Regions from separate parts of the Homo sapiens genome. Here region 1 is linked to region 2. A link is an interaction called in ENCODE POLR2A ChIA-PET data of the cell type or tissue named here. Cell type or tissue: PC-9. All regions are shown on one strand. Links, peaks and the distances in the headings refer to the core of each region. The heading gives the core; the rest is flanking DNA.

Region 1 (15,937 bases), core at 5,721-8,220, 94 kb after region 2:
CAGCTACTCAAGAGGCTGAGGCAGGAGAATGGCATAAACCCGGGAGGCGGAGCTTGCAGTGAGCCAAGATCGTGTCACTGCACTCCAGCCTAGGAGAAAGAGCGAGACTCAGTCTCTAAATAAATAAATAAATAAATAAATAAAAAATAAAGAGTATTGAAGGGTGACTTGCTAGAAGCTGAGGTCTAGGGAGGTTTTTGGGTAGCAATGGTAGGTTTGAGGGTGGGAGGTGTGGAGGCAGGGACGAGACCCTGAGGGTCCAGACAAAGATGGTGCAAGGGAAATGGAAGAAAGGGGAAGCCCAAGGCCAGGTACAGTGGCTCACTCCTGTAGTCCCAGCACTCTGGGAGGCCGAGGTGGGTGGATTACCTGAGATCAGGAGTTCAGGACCAGCCTGGCCAAAATGGTGAAACTCTGTCTCTACTAAAAAATACAAAAATTAGCTGGGTGCAGTGGTGGGCACCTGTAATCCCAGCTACTCGGGAGGTTGAGACAGGAGAACTGCTTGAACTCGGGAGGCAGAGGTTGCAGTGAGCCGTGACTGCGCCACTGCACTCCAGTCTGGGCAACAAGTGCGAAACTCTGTCTCAAAAAAACAAAAAAAAAACCAAAAAAAAAAAAACCAAAAAAAGAAAAGAGAAGCCCATAGCACCTTCCTTCTCATCCAAGTCATCTCCTGGAGAGGGATCAGCCCAGGAGCTACAGGAGCGCCTCGGGTTTCATCGGTTACTCACAGGAGGCAGCCTCTGGGCTTTTGGGGGAAGGTCGAGGACATTATTTACTGAGGTCTGTTTTCCTGTGGATGGCTGTTCCTGCCTAGGCAACGAGCATTTCTTCACGCTGCGCATTCCAACTTGGTCAGACCAGAAGGCAGCAAATCCAGGTTTTTTTTTTTTTTTTTTTTTTTTAACTGCACGCAGAATTCCTTGCATAGCAGAGAGCTCAGGAAGGAAGGCCCTGTTTGGGGACAGAGGTCAGGGTTTCAGAGTCCAGGACCACTGAGAAAGAGTCAGGCCTTTCTTTTTTTTCTTTTCTTTTCTTTTCTTTTTTTGAGATAGAGTCTTGCTCTGTCACCCAGGCTGGAGTGCAATGGCGCAATCTCGGCTCACTGCAACCTCCACCTCCCGGGTTCAAGCGATTCTCCTGCTTCAACCTCCCACGTAGCTGGGATTACAGGCACCCGCCACCGTGCCCGGCTAATTTTTGTATTTTTTAGTAGAGACGGGGTTTCACCATCTTGGCCAGGCGGATCTTGAACTCCCGACCTTGTGATCCACCCACCTCGGCCTCCCAAAGTGCTGGGATTACAGGCGTGAGTCACTGTGCCTGGCAAAGTCAGGCCTTTCTCTGTTAATCTCAGGTTTGCCTGATTAGCCTCTGAATGGATGTACCTGGAGTGAACTCTGTCACAAGCAGAAATTTAATTTAACCCTTGAGATTTATTTCCTCCCACCCCTAAAGTATCAACTGCTAAAGGGATTTAGAAAGGATCCGAGGCAAGATTGGCAGGGCTGAGGGTTCTGTGGCTGTCACTGTCCAGGACAGCTGGCCACTGGGTCCAGCCTGCTCCCAGCAGTGGGCACAGGCAGGGGAGCAGGGCCCTGACCTTCCTGGCAGGTGGCAGGGTCCGGGTGAGGCTTCCCAAGCTCTGCCTGCTACCCTCCTGCTTGAAATCAGGGGTGAGGGGTGTGAGGCCCTCCTATAAATCCGGCAGAACCCAGCCAGAAGGAGCACTGGGACCTCATCTCCCTCCCCTCTGGATTCCAGCTCCCCGGAATGGGCCAAGTTTGCCTTAACTTTTTATTGAAGTGAAAAACAGTCAAGATATGAATATTCCCTAAAGCCACTTTGGAATACTTTCAAGAATAGTTTCACAGTTAAACAGGCAAAAGGACAAGATTGCATGCAGGAATGGATCACCCACTTGGAGAGCCGGTTCTGGAAAGAGAGCTTTGATTTCATGCCTTATCTGTTTCGTGCGTCGTGGAAGAAGGGAATGGAAGGCATTTGGTTGGGGAGATGGAGACCTGCTGCTTGTATGGGGTATTCCCCTCTGCATGGTGACAGGTTCTTAGGGAAACATCTTAATAGAAGGCTTATGAGCAGTCTGGCAAACTTCCCACCCTCCTTGTACCCAAGACAAAAATGTTGGCCTGACAAAAATATTCAGGTAATTTTCTAGTATTTTTAGCACTTCGCAGACCCCAAACTACCCAAGTAATGGCTCTCTTAAAAAAAAAAAAGGGGCTGGGCAGGGTAGCTCACGCCCGTAATCCCAGTACTTTGGGAGGCTGAGGTAGACGGATCACCTGAGGTCAGGAGTTCGAGATCAGCCTGACCAACGTGGAGAAACCCTGTCTCCATTAAAAATACAAAATTAGCCAGACGTGGTGGTGCATGCCTGTAATCCCAGCTACTCGGGAGGCCGAGGCAGGAAAATCACTTGAACCTGGGAGGCAGAGGTTGCAGTGAGCCGAGATCGTGCCATTGTACCCCAACCTGGGTAACAAGAGGGAAACTCCGTATCAAAAAAAAAAAAAAAAAGAAAAAAGAAAAAAAAAGAAAAGAAAGCAAAGCTCTTAGAAAAGTTGTCCTACTATCTTATTACAATAAGTGCTGAAGTAGACAGACTCTGTCATCTTAACTGTGTCAACATTAATGAAAAGAAATTAGCCGAGCGCAGTGGCATGTGTCTGTAGTTCCAGCTACTCAGGAGGCTGAGGCAGGAGAATCACTTGAATCCAGGAGGCGGAGGTTGTAGTGAGCTGAGATTGCGCCACTGTACTCCAGCCTGGGAGACAGAGCAAGACTCTGTTTTAGAAACAAACAAACAAACAAAAAAAATTAGTGAAACAGTGTCATCAAAGGCCTAGGAGGGATTTTTTTAATGGTGTATTAATGGTGTACATTTTCCTCTTTTGCTCTTTTCTTTTCTCTCTCTTTTTTTTTTTTTTTTTTTTTGAGGCAGGGTCTCATTCTGTCACCCAGGCTGGAGTGCAGTGGTATGATCACGGCTCACTGCAGGAGGATCGATCTCCTGGGTTCAAGCGATCCTCGCACCTCAGTCTCCTGAGTAGCTAGGACCACAGGCGTGTGCCACCATGCCCAGCTAATTTTTGTCGTTGTTGTTGTAGAGATGAGGTCTTGCCGTGTTGCCTAGGTTGGTCAGGAACTCCTGGGCTCAAGCAATCTCCATCTCCAAGCCCCAACCTTGGCCTCCCAAACTGCTGGGATTGCAGGAGTGAGCCACCGGCACCCGGCACCCTGTCCTGTTTTCTAGGCATTGCTAGGGGCAATAATTTGGGAGAAGTAAAGGACAAGAACAAAATCAAAGAAGAGGCATTCTTGTATCATTGCTCTCCTGAATTTGTTGGGGAGCCCTGGGGTGAGCCCTGTCAGGGGCTGGAGGGTCCAGTCTTAGTGTGAAAAGACCTCAGGGGCTCAGCCCCAGCTCCTGCTTAGCCCCTGGGCCCTAGCTGAGAAGAAGAGCGAATGTGTGTGCTGACCAGACCTGACCAGATCTGCTGGGTGAGGCTGCGGGTGGTGGTGAGAGGCCATTCTAAGAAACCACCTGGAATAGTGGGGGAGGAGATGGGAGGCCAGGGGCTCTGCTCTTAAGATAGCACTGAGTCCTGCGGAGAGGAATTCCTGGGAGGATTTTGAGTCCACCTGACTTCCCTTTGCTCTTGGTGTACAGGTCCCGGGCTTCACCACCCTGGCCTTCTTTCGCTTCCTCAAATGTTCCAGAGGCCTCTGTACCTATACACATGTTACTCCTTGGCCAGGAAGGCCCCCCATCCCCTAAGCCAATTATCTTCCAGGTTTCTGCACAACCATCACCACCTCTGGAAAGCCTTGGCCCAGGGCTTGACTGGGATCCCCCTGCTTTTTATAACTTTTTTTTTTTTTTGAGATGGAGTTTCACTCTTTTGCCTAGGCTGGAGTGCAGTGGCGCGGTCTCAGCTCACTGCAACCTCCGCCTCCCGGGTTCAAGTGATTCTCCTGCCTCAGCCTCCCTAGTAGCTGGGACTACAGGCGCCGGCCACCATGCCTGGCTAATTTTTGTTATTTTTAGTACAGAGGGGTTTCACCATGTTGGCCAGGCTGGTCTCGAACTCCTGACCTGTGATCTGCCCGCCTTGGCCTCCCAAAGTGCTGGGATTACAGGCGTGAGCCACGGCACTTGCCCTATAACTTTTATTTTAGGTTCGGGGGTGCATGTGAATGTTTGCTACATAGGTACACTCATGACACGGGGCTTGTTGTACAGGTTATTTCATCACCCAGGAATTAAGTTCAGTACCCAATAGTTATCTTTTCTGCTTCTCTCTCTCCTCCTCCCACCCTCCACCCTCAAGTATTGGTGCAAAAATAATTGCGGCTTCAGACCATGTATTTGAAATCATTATAACTAGGCTCAAACACATCTTTATTAACCAAAATAGGAAGCGTTACAATCAACACATTTTTGCTAATGAGAAATAAGTTTTTTCATTCCTGTAGCATATAAATCCATGCTTCGGGATTCGACGAACTCTTAGAAAGCATTTTCTGCATCCTGCTGGTTGTGGAAGCGTTTTCCCTGCAAAAAGTTGTCGAGATGCCTGAAGAAGTGGTAGTCAGTTGGCGAGAGGTCAAGTGAATATGGCAGAGGAGGCAAAACTTCGTAGTACAATTCGTTCAACTTTTGAAGTGTTGTGTGACATGCGGTCGGGCATTGTCATGGAGAAGAATTGGGTGATTTCTGCAACCAATGCCGGCTGCAGGCATTGCAGTTTTTGGTGCATCTCATCAATTTGCTGAGCATATATCTTAAATGTAATGGTTTTGCCAGGATTCAGAAAGCTGTAGTGGATCAGACTGGCAGCAGACCACCAGTGACCATGACCTTCTTTTGGTACAAGCTTGGCTTTGGGAAGTGCTTTGGAGCTTCTTTCTCTTGGTCCAACCACCGGTCATCGACAGTTGTCGTTTAAAATCCACTTTTTGTCTCACGTCACAATCTGATCGAGAAATGGTTCATTGTTGTTGCGTAGAATAAGAGAAGACATTTCAAAATGATGTTTTTTTTTGTTTGTTTTGTTTTAATTTTTGCTCAGCTCATGAGGCACCCACTTATAAAGCTTTTTCACCTTTCCAATTTGCTTCAAATGCTGAACGACCGTCCAATGTCCATGTTGAGTTCTTCGGGAACTTCTCGTGTAGGTTTAAGAGGGTCTTTGATTATTTCTCTCAATTGGTCATTGTCAACTTCTAATGGCTGGCGCCACGACGCTCCTCATCTTCAAGGCTCTTGTCTCCTTTGCAAAACTTTTTTTTGAGACGGAGTCTTGCTCTGTCGCCCAGGCAGGGTGGAGAGCAGTGGTGCAATCTCGGCTCATTACAACCTCTGCCTGCCAGGTTCAAGTGATTCTCCTGCCTCAGCCTAGCAAGTAGCTGGAATTATAGCCATGCGCCACCATGCCCAGCTAATTTTTGTATTTTTAGTAGAGATGGGAGTTTCGCCATGTTGGCCAGGCTGATCTCGAACTCCTGACCTCAGGTGATCCGGCTGCCTCAGCCGTCCGGCCAGAACTTGTACCACCACTGCACTGTATGCTCATTAGCGGTTCCTGGGCCGAATGCATTGATGTTGCCAGTTGTCTCTGCTGCTTTACAACCCATTTTGAACTTGAATAAGAAAATAGCTTGAATTTGCTTTGGTCTAACATAATTTCCATAGTCTAAAATAAACATAAAATAAACAGCAAGTAATAAGTCATTAGCAAAAAAACTTAAGGCGAGAAATGCGCCTTCAAGTGATATATAGCCGGGGGCGGTGGCTCACACCTGTAATCCCAGCACTTTGGGAGACTGAGGCGGGCGGATCACCTGAGGTCAGGAGCTCGAGACGAGCCTGGCCAACATGGTGAAACCTCGTCTCTACTAAAAATACAAAAATTAGCTGGGTGTGATGGCGGGCGCCTGTAATCCCAGCTACTTGGGAGGCTGGGGCAGGAGAATCACCTGAGACCAGAAGGCAGAGGTTTCGGTGAGCTGAGATCGCGCCACTGCACTCTGGCCTGGGTGACAGAGTGAGACTCTGTCTAAAAAAAAAAAAAAAAAAAAAGTATAACATAACCACATTTATTTAAGAATATATTCCAATATCAAACGCAAATTTCAACAATGCAAAAGTGCAGTTACTTTTGCACCAACCCAATAGACCTCAGTGTCAGTTGCTCCCTTCTTTGTGTTTATGAGTGCTCATCATTTAGCTCCCACTTATAAGTGAGAACATGCCATATTTGGTTTTCTGTTCCTGTGTTAGTTTGCTGAGGATAATGGCCTCCACCTCCATCCACGTTCCCACAAAAGACAGGATCTTGTTCATTTTGATGGCTGCAGGGGTCCCCCCACCTTTTTTTTGAGACAAAGTCTCGCTCTATTGCCCCAGGTTGGAGTGCAATGGTGCGATCTCGGCTCACTGCAACCTCTGCCTCTTGGGTTTGAGCAATTCTCCTGTTTCAGCCTCCTGAGTAGCTGGGACTACAGGCACCTGCCACTATGCCTGGCTAATTTTTGTATTTTTAGTAGAGACAGGGTTTCACCTTGTTGGTCAGGTTGGTCTCGAACTCCTGACCTCAGGTGATCCGCCCACCTCTGCCTCCCAAAGTGTTGGGATTACGGGCGTGAGCCACCGTGCCCGGCCCAGGGTCCCCTTTTAAGTGCCCTGATGACCCTCTGCACCTCGCCTCTGTCACTGTCCCTGCCAGTGCAGCGGCTTCTCCTGGGTCCCTCTTCCTCACCAGCCTCTGAGGTCAGGATCCTCCCTACCTGTTGCCAGATGTTCCTTTCCAGCAGGTAGCTTTTCAGAGGCCTGAAGGTGGGAGAAGGAAGACACCCCACTGTCTTCAAGCACCAGGATGTTGGGACATTGTTTGCTCACTCTCCTATTTCCAGGACCCAGCACGGGGTGCTCAGTGTATGTCCGCAAACTGACTAAATGTCCAGCTCACTTTTGTCAACCAGCTGTCAGTCCCTGGCTCTTTATATTCCTTATCTCATGTGACTCTCACAAGATCCTTGTGAGGAAGGCCTCGTGTCCATTCGCAGGTGGGGAAATTGAGGCTGCAGAGTTTTGGCAACTTGGCCGAGCTTACGCAGCTAAGAAGCGGCAGCAATTCTCAGTTCTTCCACTTAAGGTGCATAAGAATCACTGGGGAGCTGGTTAAAGATGTAGGTTTCTGAGGGCCGGGTGTGGTGGCTGATGCCTGTAATCCCAGCACTTTGGGAGGCTGAGGGCAGATCACGAGGTCAGCAGTTCGAGGACCAGCCTGACTAACGTGGTGAAACCCCGTCTCTACTAAATATATAAAAATTAGCTGGGCGTGGTGGCATGCACCTGTAATCCCAGCTACTCAGGAGGCTGAGGCAGGAGAATCACTTGAACCTGGGAGGTGGAGGTTGCAGTGAGCCAAGATCGTGCCACTGCACTCCAGCCTGGGCAACAGAGCGAGACTCTGTTTCAAAAAAAAAAAAAAAGATGTAGGTTTCTGGGCCCCCTCCCAAGATTTCTGATTTGTCATTGCATTTCTAATTTTTAAATTATTTTATTTATAAATTATTACTATTATTTTTGATTGACATATTTGATATATGTATACAATGTACAGTGATTAAATCAAGCTCATTAACATGTCTGTCACCTCACTTACCTATTTTTTTTTTTTGAGACAGGGTATCACTCTGTCATCCAGGCTGGAGTGTAGTGGTTTGATCATGGCTCACTGCAGCCTCAACCTCCAAGCCTCCAGTGATCCTCCTACCTTAGCCTCCCGAGTAGCTGAGACTACAGGCACACATCACCATGTCCAGCTAATTTTGTTTATTTTTTTTGTAGAGGTGGGGGTCTCACCATGTTGTCCAGGCTGGTCTGGAACTCCTGGGCTCAAGCAATCCTCCAGCCTCAGCCTCCTAAAGTGCTGGGATTATAGCGTGACCTGAGCCTGGTTCCTATCATTGTTTTATACAGCTTTTTTTTTTTTGAGACGGAGTCTTGCTCTGTCGCCCAGGCTGGAGTGCAGTGACACAAACTTGGCTCACTGCAAGCTCTGCCTCCCAGGTTCACGCCAGTCTCCTGTCTCAGCCTCCTGAGTAACTGGGACTACAGGCGCCTGCCACCACGCCCGACTAATTGTTTTTGTATTTTTAGGAGAGACGGGGTTTCACCTTGGTCTCGATCTCCTGACCTTGTGGTCCACCCGCCTTGGCCTCCCAAAGTGCTGGGATTACAGGCGTGAGCCACCGCACCCAGCCTTTTTTTTTTTTTTTTTTTTTTTTTAGATGGAGTCTCGACCTTTTGCCCAAGCTGGAGTGCAATGGCATGATCTCGGCTCACTGCAACCTCTGAGTTCAAGCGATTCTCCTGCCTCAGCCCCTCAAGTAGCTGGGATTACAGGTGCCCGCCACCATGCCCGGCTAATTTTTTTGTGTCTTTAGTAGAGACAGGGTTTCACCATGTTGACCAGGCTGGTCTCGAACTCCTGACCTTGTGATCCACCCGCTTTGGCTTCCCAAACTGTTGGGATTACAGACATGAGCCACCGCACCTGGCCTTTTTTTTTTTTTTTTTTTTTTTTTTTTTTGAGATGGAGTCTTGCTCTGTTGCCCAGGGTGGAGTATAGTGGTGTGAACTTGGCTCACTGCAACCTCTGCCTCCTGGGTTCAAGTGATTCTTGTGCCTCAGCCTCCCGAGTAGCTGGGTTACAGGCATGCACCACTGTTTCGGCTAATTTTTGTATTTTTAGTAGAGACAAGTTTTCACTATGTTGGCCAGGCTGGTCTTGACCTCCTGACCTCAAGCGATCCACCCGCCTTGGCCTCTCAAATTGCTGGGATTACAGGCATGAGTCACTGCACCTAGCCCTACTTTGTTTCGTGAATTTTACTACTGCAGGTACCTCAGATAAGTGGAGTTATACAGCATTTGTCTTTTTGTGTCTGGCTTATTTCACTGTCACAGTATTTTAAGCAAAGGGCCCTGGTAGTTCTCATGTAGGAGTCTGGACCATTCTTTGAGAATTTATAGGAGAGGATGGTGGCAGGGGGTGGGGGCTGTGCTGTCCTGGCACAGGGTTTGAGGGTTGACTTCATAGGGATGGTGAGGGCTGGATGATGACTCATCAGTGAGTGTGGGCTGAGAGGCGGGAAGGAGGAGATTTGGGTAAGGGTGACAGTGGGGCCTTGGGATTGGGGTGGTTTCTGGCAGGCATTGCTGAGGGCTGGGGTGTTGACAAAAGCCTAAGAACTCAGAGTGGAAGGACAGTAGAAGAACAGTTGTGAGGACTGGCCCATGCAGGGAGGGTCAGTGAGCCATGGGTCAGAGGGGAAGGCAAGGAGCTGATAAAGGAAGGCCAGCAGTGGGGAGGGTCTGGGTCAGGTGGGTGTCTGGCTGTGCGGTCTACAGAGGGTGAGAGGAGTCGGGTGAGAGCCACAGAGGTCAATCCAAGTGGAGGCCGGGGCTGGGCCCACTCTAGGTCTAGAGGCAGGTGGTGTGACGGCATGGGAAGTCAGTGAAGGCAAGGAGGCCAGAGATGTGGGAAAGGGGGCCTGTGGGCACAGGGAAGGACTGATACGGAGCCAGCCCTCTGCCTCAACAAGGGGGCTGTGCGTGCTTCCTCCTGAGGAGGACCCGGGTCATGGGCAGCCTCCTGGCTCCAAGGGGAGATGACCCAGACCCTGGGGCGAGTGGTCGTAGCAGCCCTTAAGTCACCCAGGGATTGGGCAGATGGGCCTTCCTCTATCTCTCCACCCCTCTCCCTGTCCATCTCACCTCTCCCTTTCTTCATTTGTGCTCTTCTTGCTTTTCTCAGATCCCTTTCTCTCTGCCATTCTCTTTCTCCTAACTGCCAGTGTGCGGGGCTGAGGGGTGCCTGTGGGTACCCGCATCCCGGCCAGTCTCCCACACCCAGGCCTCAGGGCATGTCCGGCTTCACCTGCCATGGGCTGCCTGGCCCCCAAGCAGGCCTTTACTGGGCTCTGAACCTCACCTTCCCCATTTGCAACATGTACAGTGATAGTGCAGGTTGAGCATCCCTAATCCAAAAATCCGAAATCCAAAATGTCCCAAAACCCAAACTTTTTTGAGTGCTGACATGATGCCACAAATGGAAAATTCCACACCTGACCTCATGTGACAGGTCACAGTCAAAATTCTGTTTAATGCACAAAATTATTTAAAACATTGTATAAAATTGGTCAGGCATGGTGGCTTATGCCTGTAATCCCAGCACTTTGGGAGGCTGAGGTGGGCGGATCACCTGAGGTCAGGAGTTCAAGACCAGCCTGGCCAACATGGCGAAACTCCGTCTCTACTAAAAATACAAAAATTAGCCTGGCGTGCCTTCTGCCCACTGGATGCCAGTGGAAGCCCCCCCTAGTTGCGACAACCAAAGCCCCCCTAGTAGCCTCAACATCCTGCAACATACAGGACGGCCTCCCACAGCAAAGAATCCTTTGGCCCAAAATGTCAAAGGCGTCACTATTAAGAAACTCTGCTCCAGGGTAGCTTGGACTGTGTTTGCAGTCAGAAAAAGACTCCTCTGAGGTGTGCCACCTCCCCATGGGCCATCATCCCTGCAGCTGGATGCAGGAGGCTGAAGCTCTTGCCTGACAAAAGTTTCTCCCCAAAGCCTTCTTTCGTATTGGTATAAATAAAATCTGACGTTCTTTCAGCTTGCAGGGGTTGACCCCAGGTGGATGAGGCATCTGAGTTGTCCAGCAGGGACGGTCAGGTCTCGGGGGACTGGAACAGGCCCAGCATCTTGTATTATTTAGTTCTTCTATTGAAGTTCAGCAGCTGGGTAAGCACTGGATTATTGTGAACAATGTGGCTGTTTAGAAGTTTTGGTTTTTTTTTTTCCCTGAAAGAAAAAAGAGGTGACAGATGGAGGTTGGTGGGAGATGATGATCTGGTGGAAGTCATCATTGAAATTGATGTTGCCCACCTGGGATGATCACTGTCGGACTCTTTAATCAGCACCCAAGCCCCACTCTGTGGCTGCATTAATGAGCATCTGGATGATGGGTTTTAAACTCAGCTTTTTGTTTTTTGTTTTTTGTTTTTTGAGACAGTCTCTCACTGTCGCCCAGGCTGGAGTGCAGTGGCGCGATCTCGGCTCACTGCAATCTCCGCCTCCCGGGTTCAAGCGATTCTCCTGTCTCAGCCTCCCGAGTAGCTAGGACTATAGGCGTGTGTCACCACGCCCAGCTAATTTTTTTTTTTTTGAGACAGAGTCTTGCTGTCACCCAGGCTGGAGTGCAGTGGTACAATCTTAGCTCACTGCAACCTCCACCTCCCGGGTTCAAGCGATTCTCTTGCCTCAACCTCCTGAGTAGCTGGGATTACAGGCGCATGCCACCATGCCTGGCTAATTTTTGTATTTTTAGTAGAGACAGAGTTTCACCATGTTGGTCAGGCTGGTCTCAAACTCCTGACCTTGTGATCTGCCCACCTCAGCTTCCCAAAGTGCTGGGATTACAGGCGTGAGCCACTGCACCTGGCCACACACGGCTAATTTTTGTATTTTTAGTAGAGATGGGGTTTCACTATGTTGGCCAGGATGGTCTCGATCTCTTGACTTTGTGATCCGCCCACCTTGGCCTCCCAAAGTGCTGGGATTACGGGCGTGAGCACTGCACGTGGCCAACTTTTGTGGTTTTGATAGCTAGGGGCCAGAGCTCTAGTTATGAGAGTTATTCTCTAAACCCTATGAGGTTTTTCATGTGATTTTTGGTTTATGATTGAGTACACACATTGATGAACTGTGCTTTTTGTTTTTCCTATCTTGTCCACTTTGTGAACTCAATCAGTTTCACAGGTTACTTTCTCTGTTTCTGACACCTCTCCCCCTGGTGGAATTACCTATTGCTATATCTGGTCAAAAGACAAAAATTACACGTAGGCCCCACGTAGTGGCTCACACCTATAATCCCAGCACTTTGGGAGGTTGAGGTGGGCAGATCACGTGAGGCCAGGAGTTCAAGACCAGCCTGGCCAACACAGTGAAACCCCATCTCTACTAAAAATACAAAAAAATTTATCTGGGTGTAGTGGCAAATACCTGTAATTCCAGCTACTAGGGAGGCTGAGGCACGACAATTGCTTGAACCTGGGAGGCGGAGGTTACAGTGAGCTGACATTGCATAACTGCACTCCAGCCTGGGTGATGGAGTGAGACTCTGTCTCGAACAAACAAACAAACAAACAAAAATTACAACATGTTTAGTTAGTTAAAGATCCTAATTGGGGCTGGACGCAGTAGTTCACGCCTGTAATCCCAGCACTTTGGGAGGCTGAGGCAGGTGGATCACTTGAGGACAGGAATTCAAGACCAGCCTGGCCAACATGGTGAAACATCCTCTTTACTAAAAATATAAAAATTAGATGGGTGTGGTGGCATGCACCTGTAGTCCTAGGTACTCTGGAGGCTGAGGCAGTAGGATCTCTTGAATCCAGGAGGCAGAGTTTGCAGTAAGCCAAGACCACACCACTGCACTCCAGCCTGGGCAACAGAACAAGACTCCGACTCAAAAAAAGAAAAAGGAAATCAGGAGATCCCAATTGGGCCGGGCTAAGTGGCTCACACCAAGCTAGGAGGCAGAGGTGGGAGGATCGCTTGAGACCTGCCTGGGCAAAATAGTGAGACCTCGTTCTCCATATACACAAAAAAGAACAAACCAATTGGCTGTTATTTGCAGTTCTAGAATCATGCAGTGTCTTATTCTACAAAATGAAATGAATGTTCCAAGAAGCTGAGCAGAGGAGGTTAACTTTAAAGACAGAAAAGAGCTGAGGAAAGCAGAAACAGAGAACAAAAAGCAGATGGGTCGTCTCAGAGTTACTGTCCTTATAAAGGGTTTAATTTTTTTGTTTGTTTTAAGCTAGAGATGGGGTCTCACTATGTTGCCCAGGCTGGTGTGCAGTGACTCTTCACAGGCACAGTCCCACTACTGATCAGCATGGGAAGTTTGACCTCCTTGTAAAGGCTAAAGCAGAGGACACTTCCTTATCATGCTGGCTGAAACTGGCCTTTTTGAGGATTCGGCTGTTATCCCTCTTTCTCCTGATTTCTCAGAAGGTCAGATGAACAGTTTTGGCTTGGTGGTGTGGAACTTGAGCATGAATAATTCCATTTTGGTTTGATCTGTTGGGCCTAGGGCAGGAGCTCAGTCCAAACCAATGGCCTCCTATAATTTTATTTAGCAACCTGTACACACATGCCCATACATTATGCACCCCAACCCTAGCTCTTACTGTAGTCTGTCTCTGTGAATAAAATCCCCATATATATATATATTTTTTTTTTTTTTCTTTTTTTTGGGAGACAGAGTCTCGCTTTGTCACCCAGGCTGGAGTGCAATGGGGCCATCTCAGCTCACTGCAACCTCCACCTCCCAGGTTCAAGCGATTCTCCTGCCTCAACCTCCCAAGTAGCTAGGACTACAGGCGCGTGCCATCACACCTGGCTAAGTTTTTGTATTTTAGTAGAGACGGAGTCTTGCCATGTTGCCTAGGCAGTCTCAAACTCCTGACCTCAAGTGATAACGCCCATTTCGGCCTCCCAAAGTGCTAGGATTACAGGCATGAGCCACTGTGCCCAGCCAAATCACCATGTAATTAATATAACTAATATCATCATCCCTCAATGGAAGAAGATTCTAGAGGACAGGGACCTTGTGTTGTTTACTCATCTTTGAGCCCTTGACCCCGGCACTGTGTCTGACCTGAGATAAGGCTTCAGGAAGTACTTTGTGAGCTGAACTGAACTTCAAAGAAGTGAATGATATGCAGCCATTTGTCTGAGAAAATGACATTTTGGGCCACTGAATATATACTGAAGAGATGTGTTGCTGAAAGTTTTAGTAGGGTGTTGGGAGTTGCCTGAGAGTGTCCCTCTCTTTTTTCCAAACCAATCACAGCTAAGATGATTTCCTTGGTGTCAAAAGGCTTGACTGTTTCAAGAGGCATTTTGTTGTTGTTGTTTGAGACGGAGTCTCACTCTGTTGCCCAGGCTGGAGGGCAGTGGTGTGATCTTGGCTCACTGCAACCTCCGCCTCCCGGGTTCAAGCAATTCTCCTGCCTCAGTCTCCCGAGTAGCGGGAATTACAGGCGCGCGCTACCATGCCCGGCTAATGTTTGTATTTTCAGTAGAGATGAGATTTCCCCATGTTGACCAGGCTGGTCTCAAACTCCTGACCTCAGGTGATCCGTCTGCCTCGGCCTCCCAAAGTGCTGGGATTACAGGCGTGAGCCACTGCGCCAAGCCTCAAGAGGGATTTTTGGAATGCTAGGCGAGGTAGAGACTACAGACACCAAGAATTTAAGGCATTTATAGGGTATACTTTCTAATGTGATCACTGCAAAAGTTTGAATTGTAGAATTTGTTTTCTTTTAAAGAAGTACAATTATATTACTTTCAAGGATATACTATTTTTCTAAGTTTTTTTTTTTTTTTTTAAGACAGGATCTCACTTTGTCACCCACACTGGAGTGCAGCGTCATGAACATGGTTTACTATAGCCTTTGCCTCTCTGCCTCCTGGGCTCAAGTGATCCTCCCACCTCAGCCCCTCAAGTAGCTGGGACTACAGGCATGCGCCTCCAGGCCTGGCTAAGTTTTGGATATAATTTAAATGTATTGAAATAAGCTGCAAGGAATGATCTAGGCTTTGCATAACCAAGTAAACCAGGTCTTTTAAAAGAGATACTTAGGGATCATAATGAGTATACAAATAATTAACAGGTATGTTGTTTATAAACAGTTTATTATTCTACATAGTTAAAATGCTTCCTTATCTTAGTTATGTTGTTAATTTGCATTGTAGCCTATGTTTAAATGATCACAAATTCTCTATCAGGGGAATGTTTGCATTAATAAGGTTTTACTTCACTGATCTAACAAATATTTACTGGATATCTATCATATCCCAGGCCTGGGAGATAGCAGTGATTAAGTAAGTTCTTGTCTTCCTGAAATAAACTAGTGAGGCAAGATGCGATGATGGCTGGCAGAAGAAACAGCTTGAATGCACAGCTGATGGAAATTGCTGATAAATTAGATATGTAGGAGGCAGGGGTGAGAGACAAATCAAGGATGACTTCTAAGTTTTTGGACTTGACAGCTGGCTAAATGGCCTTGTCATTTACTGAGTTGGGAGAAATGAGAAGAGAGTCTGGTAAAAAAAAAAAAAAAAAAAAAATCAAAACTTTACTTTTGGATACGTTAAGTTTGGGATCCTTAACAGACAGCCAAGAAGAGAGGCCAGGTGTGTAGCTGGCTATATACAACTCTGGTGTTCAGGGGAGCAGTACAAGCTAGAGATATAATTAAAAACAAAAATTTTTTTTTTGAGACAGAGTCTTGCTCTGTTGCCCAGGCTGGAGTGCGGTGGCGTGATCTCGGCTCACTGCAACCTCCAACTCCCGGGTTCAAGTGATTCTCCTGCCTCAGCCTCCTGACTAGCTGGGACTACAGGTGTGTGCCACCATTCTTAGCTAATTTTTGTATTTTTAGTAGAGACGGGATTTCGCCATGTTGGCCAGGCTGATCTCGAACTCCTGGCCTTGAGTGATCCACTCGCCTCGGCCTCCCAAAGTGCTGGGATTACAGGTATGAGCCACCACACCCGGCCCAGGCTAGAGATATAAATTGAGGGTTGTATTAGTTTCTTTTGGTTGCTATAATTATCACAAACTGAGTGGCTTTGAACAACAGCCACTTATTGTTCTGGAGGCTATTGTCTTCCAGTTCTGGAGGACAGAAGCCCAAAATTACAGTGCTAGCAGGGTCATGTTCCCTCTGAAAGGTTCTAGGGAAGAATCCTCCTTTGCCTCTTTCTAGCTGCTGGTGCTCAGAATCCTTGGTGTTTCTTGGCTTAGAGCAGCATAACTCCAA
Region 2 (3,779 bases), core at 1,258-3,757:
GTGGGCAGTTGATGGAGGAAGTGTCTGTCATGAGTGATCAGAAGAGGGATTGCTGCTGTGAAGAGATTATACCAAATGGTAAGGGGGTGGCTGGACCAGAGGACCTCTGAAGTTCATTGTTTGTAATACATTTAGAATGACCCTAGGATCTGCCTCCATTGAAAGAGAGTGAGGGTGAGCTCAGACTTCTAGGTGAAAATAGCCCTCTTAGTTCTATTAATGGGGGAGGTGAGGGAAAGGGATTGGTACCCACTGATGAGTTTTATCATGTTGAATCACTAGGCCACTGAGAATGCAAAGGAGGAAGTGAGGCGAATTCTGGGGCTGCTGGATGCTTACTTGAAGACGAGGACTTTTCTGGTGGGCGAACGAGTGACATTGGCTGACATCACAGTTGTCTGCACCCTGTTGTGGCTCTATAAGCAGGTGAAGTTTATGGAAAATCCATTTGGCAGTGGGTAGATGGGGATTAGAAACAAAGTGACGAGGTATCTAGGTTACCCTGTATTCTGCTGAGGACTTGGAAAACAGCTAGAGGTGGGTGCAGTGGCTCATGCCTGTAATCCGAGCACACTGGGGGGCCGAGGTAGGCAGATCACCTGAGGTCAGGAGTTTGAGACCAGCCTGGCCAACATGGTAAAACCCTGTCTCTACTAAAAATACAAAAAATTAGCCAGGTGTGGTGGCGCACACCTATAGCCCCAGCTACTTGGGAGGCTGAGGCACAAGAATCACTTGAATCTGGGAGGTGGAGGTTGCAGTGAGCAGCGATCGCCCCACTGCACTCCAGCCTGGGTGAGAGTGAGACTTCGTGTCAAAACAAACAAAAAACAGCCAGGAATCCCAGGACTGAGTACCATCACTTGCTTTCCATTCTCTTAAGAAGCTGGGTAATGTCTTGCCTTTAGTTTCTGTTTGGCAGCTAAGATGTTTAGTTTGTTGCCATATTTCCTGGGAAGATTGGTTATTCTTAGTTGTGAAGACAGAGGTGATGATGGTAGCTTCAGCATTAAGATCTTTTTGGAGGCAGGCCAGGCACTGTGTCTAACACCTATAATCCCAGCACTTTGGGAGGCCTAGGCGGGTGGATCACTTGAGGTCAGGAGTTCGAGACCATCCTGGCCAGCATGGCGAAACCCTGTCTCTATTAAAAATACGAAAATTAGCCGGGCGTGGTGGTAGGAGCCTGTAATCCCAGCTACTTGGGAGGCTGAGGCAGGAGAATGGCTTGAACCCAGGAGGTGGAGGTAGCAGTGAGCCAAGATCCAGCTACTGTGCTCCAGCCTGGGGGACAAGAGCGAGACTCCATCTCAAAAAAAAAAAAAAAGCTCTTTAAGCTCTTTTGGAGACAGATACAGGTTCAAGCCTTGGCTTCATTGTTTACCAATGTAGGTAAGGGGTTATATGCGGGTGAATTCCTTTAGTCCTGTTTTTTACTCTTTGCAATCTATAAAATCAGGGTAGTAATAATCACTGTCAAGGTTATTGGGTCAAAAAAGAATGACAAGTCACTGGTTTCCAAATAAAAGCTCTTGGACTGATGCTGGTCCAGAATAGTAATGTGATCATAGCAAAAGAAAAAACACTTACTGCATGCCAGACCCTGTGCCAGGGGCCTCATGGGGATCATCTTAGTGAGTGAATCTACTAAGTGGTAGAGTAGAATTTGAACCCAAGTACTGTGGAACCAGCACTCTGACTGCTGTGTTCTGTTTCCATGACAAGATTTTTTTTCCTCTTCTGGTCTTTGCAAACTAAAAAATGACAACAGTTCTACCTGAAGCTTTGCAAACTGAAAACTGACAACAGTTCTACCTGAAGCTGTTTATTCTTATTTTTCTTTGACCATGCTTAATACACCAGACACTAAGTTTAATTTGAAGGACTGTCCATTATTTATTTATTTATGTATTTATTTTGACAGAGTCTTGCTCTGTCACCCAGGCTGGAGTGCAGTGGCACGATCTTGGCTCATTGCAACCTCCACCTCCCAGGTTCAAGCGATTCTCCTGCCTCAGCCTCCCAAGTAGCTGGGATTACAGGCATGCGCCACCAAACCCGTCTAATTTTGTATTTTTAGCAGAGATGGGGTTTTGCCATGTTGGTCAGACTGGTCTTGATCTCCTGAGGACCTCAGGTGATCCACCCGCCTCGGCCTCCCAAGTGCTGGGATTGCGGGGGTGAGCCACCACACCCAGCCAGGACTGTCCATTATTCTAAATGCGTTTGAATATTTTCTTTGAATGTTCTTTACTTTCTGAAGTTTGATGGATGGGTGGGTGTGGGGGGTGTGTGTGTGTGTGTGCGTGTGTGTATAGTATGGCCAATATAGATAGTAAATACCTATAGTGTTTAGATTTTATTTGGCAAAAAAGTCCTCGATAGCCCTCTGTGGGTCTCAATCTTTTTTTTTTTTTGAGACGAAGTCTCGCTCTTGTCCCCCAGGCTGGAGTGCGATGGCGCGATCTCGGCTCACTGCAACTTCTGCCTCCCGGGTTCAAGTGATTCTCTTGCCTCAGCCTCCTGAGTAGCTGGGATTACGGGCATGTGCAACCATGCCTGGCTGATTTTTGTATTTTTAGGAGAGGCGGGGTTTCACCATGTTTGCCAGGCTGGTCTCGAACTCCTGACCTCAGGTTATCTGCCCGCCTCGGCCTCCCAAAGTGCTGGGATTATAGGCGTGAGCCACCGCTCCTGGCCGACGTTTGAAATTTAAAAGATTGGAAACAGTAGATCTGAAATAGTTTTGTAAAGGAGCAAGACAATTATTACTCCTACTCCTAAATGGAGGATGGACCCAAGCATCCATCCATTAAACTGGACTACACTGAAAAAAAAGATTAGAAAAAGAAATGGAGGCCAGGTGTGGTGGCTCACGGGTAATCCCAGCACTTTAGGAGGCCAGGGCAGGAGGATTGCTTGAGCATGCGAGTTCAAGATAAGCCTGGGCAACATAGTGAGACCCCATCTCTATTAAAATTTTTTTTTTTTTTTTTTTTTTTTGAGACAGAGTCTCACTCTGTCACCCAAGCTGGAGTGCAGTGGCGTGATCTCGGTTCACTGCAACCTCCACCTCCTGGGTTTAAGTGAGTCTCCTGCCTCAGCCTCTGGAGTAGCTGGGACTACAGGCACGTGCCACCACGCCCAGCTAATTTTTTTTTTTTTGAGACAGAGTCACTCTGTCACCCAGGCTGGAATGCAGTGCCGCGATCTCCGCTCACTGCAAGCTCCGCCTCCCGGGTTCACGCCATTCTCCTGCCTTAGCGTCCCGAGTAGCTGGGACTACAGCTGCCCGCCATCACGCCCAGCTAATTTTTTTATTTTTAGGAGAGATGGGGGTTCACCGTGTTAGCCAGGATGGTCTCGATCTCCTGACCTCGTGATCCGCCCGCCTCGGAGATCCCAGCAGTTTGGGAGGCCGAGGTGGGCGGATCACTTGAGGTCAGAGTTCGAGAACAGCCTGGCCAACAGGGCGAAACCCCATCTCTACTAAAAGTACAAAAATTAGCTGGGTGTGGTGGCAGGCACCTGTAGTCCCAGCTACTCAGAAGGCTAAGGCATGGGAGGCTGAGGCACGAGAATCACTTGAACCCAGGAGATGGAGGCTGCAGTGAGCTGAGATCACGCCATTGCACCCCAGCCTGAGCGATAGAGTGAGACTCTGTCTCAAAAAAAAAAAAAATTGAAAAAAATGAAGAAATGGGAAGTAATCCAGGGAAGGATGATGTTGTATGAAGCTATTGTCTATAGGGTTTGAAAAGAAGGTGAGCACTGGGACT

What was found. ChIA-PET counts read pairs that join two places held together with the same protein. Peaks named below come from ENCODE experiments on the same cell type or tissue, not always from the same donor. Only the 100,000 strongest peaks of a DNase experiment are listed, where the experiment ranks them.
Region 1: POLR2A ChIA-PET joins it to region 2 with 12 read pairs; 15 of 35 experiments call an interaction of 5 or more read pairs at or near these places.

Annotation. Positions count from the first base shown.
Region 1 is chr11:62,465,775-62,481,711 of GRCh38, reverse strand. It overlaps a transcript of AHNAK not described here. Among named protein-coding and RNA genes, the nearest start is that of SCGB1A1, 55 kb to the right of the region's middle. In PC-9, for the core only: no CTCF peak of the experiment used is centred there; no DNase peak of the experiment used is centred there; H3K27ac peaks cover 1,275 bases.
Region 2 is chr11:62,567,612-62,571,390 of GRCh38, reverse strand. It overlaps EEF1G (eukaryotic translation elongation factor 1 gamma), which reads left to right. Exons shown (of 10, transcript NM_001404.5): 5 at 283-426. Among named protein-coding and RNA genes, the nearest start is that of MIR6747, 2.4 kb to the right of the region's middle. In PC-9, for the core only: no CTCF peak of the experiment used is centred there; no DNase peak of the experiment used is centred there; H3K27ac peaks cover 312 bases.